Regions from separate parts of the Homo sapiens genome. Here region 2 is linked to region 1. Evidence: chromatin loops called from intact Hi-C (ENCODE). Cell type or tissue: GM12878. All regions are shown on one strand. Links, peaks and the distances in the headings refer to the core of each region. The heading gives the core; the rest is flanking DNA.

Region 1 (4,604 bases), core at 148-4,147:
CAATGGGTGAAGAAATCTTTTCATCATGGGAAAGATTCGAGTCCTTGTGTGTTTGGCAAAATGTTATCAATACATTTTCACATAAAGAGCTTTTTATCCCTTGAAATTATAGAGTGGGTTAAAAGTTTCATAATGGTTGGTTATTTTTTTTTCCCAAGATTTCCAAGTTTGTATGAGATGTTATTTTGGACAGTATTTTAAATTAAGTTCTTGATTTGGTATAAAAATATCATGAACCTCAGATGTAGCAAAGAACGCAGCTATTGTCAAAGGGTAAGCACTGTAAAATGAAACAAGTAGTATCATCTCCAAAACTCTTGTGCTAATTCTTCCAGAGCTTGTTCTGTGGGGAGAAACACACTGCTATGGAAACCACTAAAGAGAAGCAAAAAATTCTTTGTAACTAGGAGCTGGGGCCTTTAGCTTTGCAAATTAGTGCCAAAATACCACTTATCCATCTGCATCCCTGACAGTACAAAGATAGTAAAACATAGCACCTTATCCTGTACTTGCTCATGCAGATGGAGAAGTGTCTGAATGTGATAAAGACCATGTCTAGGTTTCTCCTGGACACCAGGATCTGGAAGGAGAACCCCACTGTGAGAAGCAGAGGTAGGGAGCACTGCATTCAGGCACATGAGATGACATTCCCAAAGGGCTTTTGCAAACCAGAAAGCATGGTGGATGTGATTTTTATTACCCTCCTGTGTGCTCCTGAGTGCTCTGCGTCTAGCTGTGCACGATCAAGCAGAATGCTGAAAGCAGCCCTTGTGTGTCTTGCATTTTCTGTGAGGAAGCTGCACCTACATTAACTCCTCTAATCTCTAATAGCACAACCTGTGGAATAAAACAGAGCGACGTGAGCATAGATTTTTACACATAGCAAGATGTGTCAGTTGCCAGTGTTTGCCTCCCCACTTGGACCACCTACTGGTGTCTTTAGGTTTCTTTGTGTTTTCCCTAATGCATAGGATGAATAACCAAATGGGAAACATAAAGATAGACATTTCATGGCTTGTCAGCCAAATAAATTAATATTCTTGCAAACATAGATGTCAAGCATGACCAAAAATAATCATGCTAACTGGGGCCACATGGATTTCCCTCAAGTAAAAAGTACCAATTAAGTTCTATGGAGATTATTTTTATTCCACAGTTTATCAAACCATTTTTTTTTAACTTCCTCAGCCATTTCTCCCTTTCTAAATGTCCTTAAATCTAATAGGTCCAGAAACAGGAGAGGGGGACAGAGGCATCCTTTCACTGATGAGTGGAAGGACAGGAGAGGTAATCCCTGCTAGGGTTGGAATGGGTCCCCTCCAAACTTCAGGTGTTGAATCTTAATGGTCAATGTGGTGGTAGTAAGAGATGAGACCTTTAAGAGGTGATTAAGCTATGAGGGCCCCTCTCTTGAGAATGGAATTGAGGCCTTTATAGAAGAGACTTCAAGCAGTATTCAGCTCACTTGGCCTTGTCATGTGAGGACACATCCTTTGTATCTTCTGGAAGATGAAGTAACAAGGTGCCACCTTAGAAACAGACCAGACACCAAATCTGCTGGCACCTTGGTCTTCGACTTCCCAGCCTCCAGAACTGTGAGGAATACATTTCTGTTATTTACAAATTATTCAGTCTCTGGTATTTTGTTATAGCAGCACAAAACAGACTAAGACAGTCTCCATACCATCCTCAGCCTAAAGAACCAGCTTCTTGCTCAGGTGGAATAGATCTTCTGGAGGGAAGCTATATTTCTACTAGAAAATCAGTTGTATTTTCACCAATCACGAAGGCTCTTCCAGACATCAGGGCAGTTGTAGAAGTGCCTGGAGAATGGAAATAGGCCCTTTTCCGGAACGCCCCCACACAGGCCAGTGGGACATTTATTTCCCTCTCTGTGAGAGACCTGTTTGGTTGGGAATGAGAGGAATGCTGTCTGACTTTTATACCCACTTCCGGGGAGCAGCCAGCTCCCACATGAGAAAGAAGACTTTGTACAGGGGCCAGGACCCTCACTGGATGCCAGAACCCCAGGACTTTCACTACACAAACATGTACATTCTGAATCATTCCTAGCAACTCTTCACGCAAAACAAACAAGCCGAGGAAAGTACCTCTCAGATGCACAAGCCAAGAATTCTAGAAACTCACTTTCCTAACCCCAAGTCATCTGCAGAGCACGCCCACAGAGAGCACCTGGGTGTGCGGCACTGCTTTTCTCTGGTGTTCACAGCTTTTAAAGACAGCTTTTGGGAAAGTATGTTCTCATTCATAGCCGATACAAAAGGTCCTTACACTTTTCTTATAGTTTAGTCATTTTGTAATTGTAACTGATTTTTCTTTGATGTTATTTCTTTTTGAGTCATATGAAGAAAAAAATAAACTTTGGTTTAAGCTTGTTAGCTTTACTTTTGTACAATAGCACTTGTCTTACTGAACCACATAATGAAATTAGAAGCTGCCAGATGTCAATCAGCGTGGCCCCAGGTACCATGTCCTTTTGTGTATCTGTGTGTATGGAATATATTTATCACGTGCTTATTGTGTGCTGGGAACTGTGTAAACTTTTTAATGCATTATGTCAAATTGTAATAATTACTCTGAATGGTGTTTTGTTAACCACGTTTTAGAGATGAAGAAAGTGAGGTTTACCTACAAGCAAACTTGTCCACTGTCATAAACTCATGATTGGTCCAAAAGATTTAGCAATCAAATCCTTTGCTCTATCCAGGAGAAGTTGCAGTTATATTTTAAGCACTTACAGAGTCCAGCGTTGGCAGATAGATACTTTTCATCATAATACATAAGTATCCATCTATTAATACTTTAAAGTTTTTAAATTAGTTTTCTGAGACTGATGTAAAAACTTACCACCAACTGGTGGTTTAAAATAACAGAAATGTGTTCTTTCATATTCTAGAGGCCGGCAGTCCAAAATCAAGGTGTCCTTTTAGTGCCTCCAAAGCAACAGATACTTTCTTCCTTTGCCTCTTCCAGCTTCTGGCAGCTCCAGCTGGCCTTTGGCTTATGGCCGCATCACTCCAATCTCTGCCTCTCTGGTTAGTTGCTTCCTAGTATTGTGCCTGCCTTTCGTCTGTGTGTCTCTTATAATATGCTTGTCATTGGATTTAGGGCCCACTCAAATAATACAGATGATCTCATCTCGAGGTCTTTAAGTTGTTTACATCTGCAAAGATTCTGTTTCCAAGTAAGGTTGCAGGTTCCAGGGAATAGGATGTGGGCATATGTTTTGAAAGGCTACCATTCTACTATGTAACACTACATTTTTAAACGGAAATGAACATTTAGCAAGTATTTTTAACACCTACCATATTTTTAAATATATGTTATCTTTCTTGAAATGTATATTGTGAAGTAGCTATACATTAATTAATAGAGAAGGATTATTTAATTCCTGAGTTATAAGCCCTTTCTGGTTTTAATATTTTATATATTCTACTGTTCAATTTCGTTACGGATATTTATACCTTATTGTTTAATTTCATTATAGATATTAGCATATCAAATTAAGATGATCTATAATTTTTCTATAATTTATTTTTCAGATTTTAGTATAAGGGTTATGCTATCTTCATAATTAAATAAAATAAAATTTCTTTTTCTTTCCCTACTCGCCATCATATTCTATGGAATATACTATGAAACACCAGATTTACCTAAAACACAAATGCATGAAAAAACATAATTTTAGAACTGTCTCGTTTCAGGACACTCATTAAAGTGAATTCTTTGAATTTTTTAAGGCCTTCCATGTTTATTGGTATGTTCAAATTATTTACCTGCTTGAATCCATTTTTAATCTATACTTTTCTAGAAAAACAATCAATTTCTGGCTTTTCAGAATATTGGTAGGAGTTAAAGTTATTTTTTCAACTAGTTTCAACAACTGTCCTCTGTACATGTTGTTAGAGACTCTTCTTCTATCTGACTTCTTTTCTTCTTTTTTTGTTCAGTGTTCCTGTCTAACTATATGGATGTTATATTAGAGTTTACATTGGATTATTGCTCTTTTATTCTTCTTGACATTTCCTAAGTGTCTTCTTGTTAAAATACTATATTTTAATGCAATTATCATATTTAGAATTAGTAAATAAACAGAAACCATTTCCCTATCATTTTATCTCTTTTCCAGTAAATTTTACTATAAAAATGTGATACCCTTTAAATTAAAATTTTTAACAAACAAAATCTCTATTTTCTTCCTTTGAACTTGGAGCCCTGGCCCAGTCCATCCTACAGACATGGTGCCATTTATCTTGGCCTTTTACTTTGTCACCCCCTTAATTCTACCAGAGGTATTGCTAACATCTCCAGTTAATAATTTCCACTAACAACGCAGAACTCAATTAGCATAATAAGCATTTCCCATCTGCACTGAGCACTCTTCCCGTCATCAGTCTGGAAACTAACTACTGTACAGAAAAATCATGGGGAATAATTAGAATTAGCACACACGAGCCACTCAACACAAAGCTCTTGCCATCCATTGGGCATAATCAGTAGGTTACGCAAACGTGGTTATTGTCATTTCCACTCAAACTAGAACATACGTGTGGAAGAAGATGACTTTGGAGTTTGATAAGAGG
Region 2 (4,604 bases), core at 261-4,260, 580 kb after region 1:
TCACAACATCATATGTGTATATTGTAAAATGGCTAAGTTGAGCTAGTTAACATATGCAATACATCTCACATACTTCTCATTTTTGTGGTAAGAACACTTAGATATGGCCTATTAGTAAGATAACATAGTTATTGGTCTATGTAAGAAGCTAAAATCCTCGGGCCAGGCGCAGTGGCTCACGCCTGTAATCCTAGCACTTTGGGAGGCCGAGGCAGGTGGATTGCCTGAGCTCAGGAGTTCAAAACCAGCCTGGGGAACACGGTGAAACCCCGTTTCTACTAAAATACGAAAAAATTAGCCAGGCATGGCAGCATGCGCCTGTAATCACAGCTACTTGGGAGGCTGAGGCAGGAGAATCACTTGAACCTGGGAGGCAGCGGTTGCAGTGAGCTGAGATTGCGCCATTGCACTCCAGCCTGGGTGACAGAGCAAGACTCCATCTCAGGGGAAAAAAAAAAAAAGATAAAGCTAAAATCCCCAATAAAGGAATCCTTGCTCGAAATTAGAAAATATTTTATTTAAAAATTATGCTTAAAAAAATCCCAATTAAAATGATGCCATTAGCACTGTCCACCCTCAACACACACACAAATTAATTTTAAAAATAAAGCTTATTTCTAAATCCTTACACAAAAGAACTGATTTTAAATGACACGCAGTTGGTAGCAGATCTGAACCACACAGAGCCCCAGCTTGGTGCTCCGTCTCCCCGGCCATGTGAGGACACAGCCCTCTTGAACTTCTAAACTGCCCCTCAGGAAGCAGAGCAGCATGGAAACGGTGTGAAAACCAAGCCAGCCTTTCCATTCACCAGGGGTTTTCATTCCTATTCCATATACTGGACAAAGTCACCCACAGAGCAGCTGAATTACTTCCTGGTCTTTCTTGAAGTATTTCAGTTCTCAGGCAGACCCGGGGCATACAAAGTTGTGTCCAAAATCATCACTCTACCTCCAGGTTTCTCTGTAACCAGCAATTTACTAAAAGTACTTCCTGGGCCTCAAGGTGGGAACTTTATGAGCTTCAGATTCTGTACCTTCCAGTCTAACCAAAGTTATACGTGATCATTAATTTCATGTTTCAACTTGACTGGGCTACAAGATACCCAGATAGTTGGTAAAACAGTATTTCTGGGTTGCCTGGTACAGCGTTTCCAGAAGAGATTAGCATTTGAATCAGTGTACTGAGTAAGGAACACCAATCCTCATCAATGTGAGTGTCATCATCTATCCAATGAATAGAGTAAAAGGTGAAGGAAGGGTGAGTTCACTCCCTCTGCTTGAGCTGGGACATCCTTCTACTCTTGCCTCCTGACATTGAAACTTCTCGTTCTCTGGCCTTCAGACTTGAACTAAATTCCCCACCAGCTTTCATGGTTCCCCAGCTTGCAAAGGGCAGGTCACAGGACGTCTGGACCTCCACAACCCTGGGAGCCATTAACATTGTAAACCTCCCACGTGTCTATCTCTATATGTCCTACAGGTTACGTTTCGCTTAGAGAACCCTGACTAATACTGTATACTTCCCAATGCCTACTTTAATCCTCAAAAGAAAGCTGAATCTGATTCACACAGTTTTATTCAATAAAGATCTCGATGACAATGTCAATTCAGGTGATTGGAACAGTTAAAACTGAGCCAAAATGCTGTGTGACACTAAAAATCCAGAAAAATTTACAGAAAAAAAGTTATTTGTTATTATTTATTTATATTTATTTTATTTTATTTTTGAGATGGAGTATCACTTCCATTGCACAGCTGGAGTGCAGTGGCACAATCTCCGCTCACCGCAACCTCCACCTCCTGGGTTCAAGCGATTCTCCTTCCTCAACCTCCCCAATAGCTGGGATTACAGGCTTGTGCCACCACGCCCAGCTAATTTTTTTGTATTTTTAGTAGAGACAGGGTTTCACCATGTTGGCCAGGCTGGTCTCAAACTCCTGACCTCAGGTGATCCACCCACCTCAGCTTCTCAAAGTGCTAGGATTACAGCTGTGAGCCACTGCGCCCGACCAGCAAAAAGTTATTCTTACTCTGTTTTTCAATGCTACTCTATACCAAGCTGTAATGGGTATACATACATAGATTATAAAGCAATGAGACCCCTTGTTTATGTCCCACAGTGATGCCCAAGTTATCTGCGATATGCTATATTCATTGGTTAATGTGAGTACTTGGGGAGTTTCTAATATAACCTTTAATGTGTGTGAACAAATTGCCAATAAATCCCAGAATAGACTTTAAGAAGTCAGCATGATTTTTCCCTGTTAGATATCATCTTTAAAAAGGGTAGGAGAAAGTTGTCTGGAAAAAAAAAAAAAAAAAAACTTCAGCATGTAAATTAATTTTAAAATGGGCATGGTAGTTTTACATTTTGAAGATAAGAAGATTAACCAGAAGGAACTGAGAGAGAAAATTATCAAACCTGAATGGGGAAAAATGCCTGAAAAAATATAGCTGTGAAGAGAGCTGAGTCATTTGTGATAGAATTTTAAGGCCCTGCAAAAGTCCCGAACATGGTCACAAGTGGTTTACATAAATCCATGTGCCCTCTTCTTCGAGCCAATCAACTGCTCTCCAGCCCTGCGGCGAGTGGCATCGCTAGGATGAGTCAATGACACTGTCACACAGTAGAAAACACAGCCTCCTTCCATCTCCATGATGTGCTTTCTCACAACTTCATTAAACTGAACCAGAAATCACATCAGACAACATGGAAGAGTCATGGGATGACTTTTGACATGAGATTGAGAGACAGGTGGGTGAGACTTCAAGAAAAATGACACAAAGATAAGACAGTTTCAGATTCAAGATGATCTTACACTTCTGAAAACCCAAACATCAACGTCTTAGGGCCAGAAAGTAAAACTTCTAATGAATAGGATGTGAAAGTCGCCAGGCAGACTCCTTGCATTTCACCATGACACTAAATGAAAGCACAGAAAGTCCAGAAGCTAAATGAATGTGTAAGATTTCTCAGACAAGATCTCTGGGGTCGCTCTAATTATAACACCCAAATGTTGTTAGCAACAATAGAAAGAGCAATTTAGATATGTGATTTGGTGATTGTTTAAAATACATTTGGGGCTCTTTTGAGAGTTCTGAAATTTCCATAGCAGCTGCGTACTTCAGACCTGGTGGCATTTGGGGAAACACTTGTCAAATCCATACTTGGAGCCCAGGCTGCCTGGTGAAAACGGATTTTTTTCCCTATTGTTAAGTGAAAATTCCATGAGCAAAATATTCTTACATTGTGCCCAGTAGAAATGTACCTTTCCACTGAAAATATTACCCTAATGAGCTTGCTTGTAATGTTCACACTGGAAATAACAGAAACATGCAGGCCCTCCCTGTCTTTTTCTCTTCTATGACCTTCTCCTCCACTTTACTGACAGAGTATGAGTAAGCTGGCAGAAAATCAACAGGGACAAAGGGAACTACTGGCCTCTTGGTTACAGAGGGCCCTTTCGATACCATCCTACATCTACAATACACCACCAGTTTCCTCCTCCATGATGTGACGTTCTTTAAGGAATAGTTTAGAAGGGCCTGACTTAGAACTATGCCAACAGCTCTTGGCACCACTTATTTGCAGACTCTGGCCCAACTGGCTGAAATCAGTCTTTGCTAATTTATCAGCCAGCACAGGTCTCAGCTGCAGTTTTCAGCTTTGATCAAAGCTGAAGCCCATATCATCGTAACATCATGTGTGAGTCTGGGTCTGGATCAGCAGTGGCTGGGAAGACTAAGGAGAAGCACAGAAGGGACCCAGAGTATGGCTGGGCCACCTGCTCCCCTCATTAGGATGGGATGAAATAGTGCAGCTGATTGGCCCAGGGAGAAGGGGGTGTGGGCTGGAGATGGAACAGAGGAGGGTTAGAGAGGGGCTCCCAGGAGGCTGGAATTCTATCTCACCGGCTGCCATCTATTAACCTTGACTAAAGACCTGGCACTGGCCTTGGCACTTACAGATGGTTAGGAACCCAGCCCTCGAGGACTCAGAGACCAGAGACCGCTAGTTCTAATATAGGTCAGACCTGTAAATGCATGAATGGGGAAGAAATAATCAACAATGGGACTACAGAGAAACAAAGAAATATCAGAAGGACAGACTACAAGGATAGTTTAGCCGCAAATTCACCCAAAAACAGGGAAAATTAGAGGAGGAAAAAAGGTTCCAGGACCTTTTTTCCCTTCATTCGAATCCACTTATTAAGCACCTACTAATGCAACCATTTATTAAGCACCTTCTACATGCAAGACACACAAATATTAATAGATAGAGTTCCAGCCCTCCGGGACTTCAAGACACAAACACAAACAACTGTGGAAAAGATTGCATGGTAATAAGATATTTCCCTGTGCAAAGTACTGTGAGTGAGAGACCCTGTCTGGGGGAGGATCTGGAGAGCTTCCAGGAGAAGTTGCCATTCACAATGAGCCTTCCAAGGTGAGTAGGGCTTCAACTTGCCAAGATGGGAGGTTAGCTTTGGCTCAACTCTTGTAAGCCTGAAGTTAACAATGCCAGGTGCAGAGCTTTCTTCCCTTTCCTGGAGGTTTGAAGGGGGAGGCTCACAGCCTGCAGGCAGCATGGCCTGCATTCTC

Evidence for each region. Peaks named below come from ENCODE experiments on the same cell type or tissue, not always from the same donor. Only the 100,000 strongest peaks of a DNase experiment are listed, where the experiment ranks them.
Region 2: a loop joins it to region 1, with 4 times the contacts of the local background. A loop is called at or near these places in 1 of 110 quality-filtered maps.

Annotation. Positions count from the first base shown.
Region 1 is chr2:7,823,788-7,828,391 of GRCh38, forward strand. LOC105373408 (a long non-coding RNA gene) reads right to left here. Exons shown (of 4, transcript XR_922750.1): 2 at 4,569-4,604; 3 at 701-837. Among named protein-coding and RNA genes, the nearest start is that of LINC01871, 100 kb to the left of the region's middle. In GM12878, for the core only: no CTCF peak of the experiment used is centred there; a DNase peak (open chromatin) is centred at 2,154; H3K27ac peaks cover 1,947 bases.
Region 2 is chr2:8,406,360-8,410,963 of GRCh38, forward strand. No RefSeq gene overlaps it. Among named protein-coding and RNA genes, the nearest start is that of LINC00299, 80 kb to the left of the region's middle. In GM12878, for the core only: no CTCF peak of the experiment used is centred there; DNase peaks (open chromatin) are centred at 1,294 and 2,722; H3K27ac peaks cover 3,271 bases.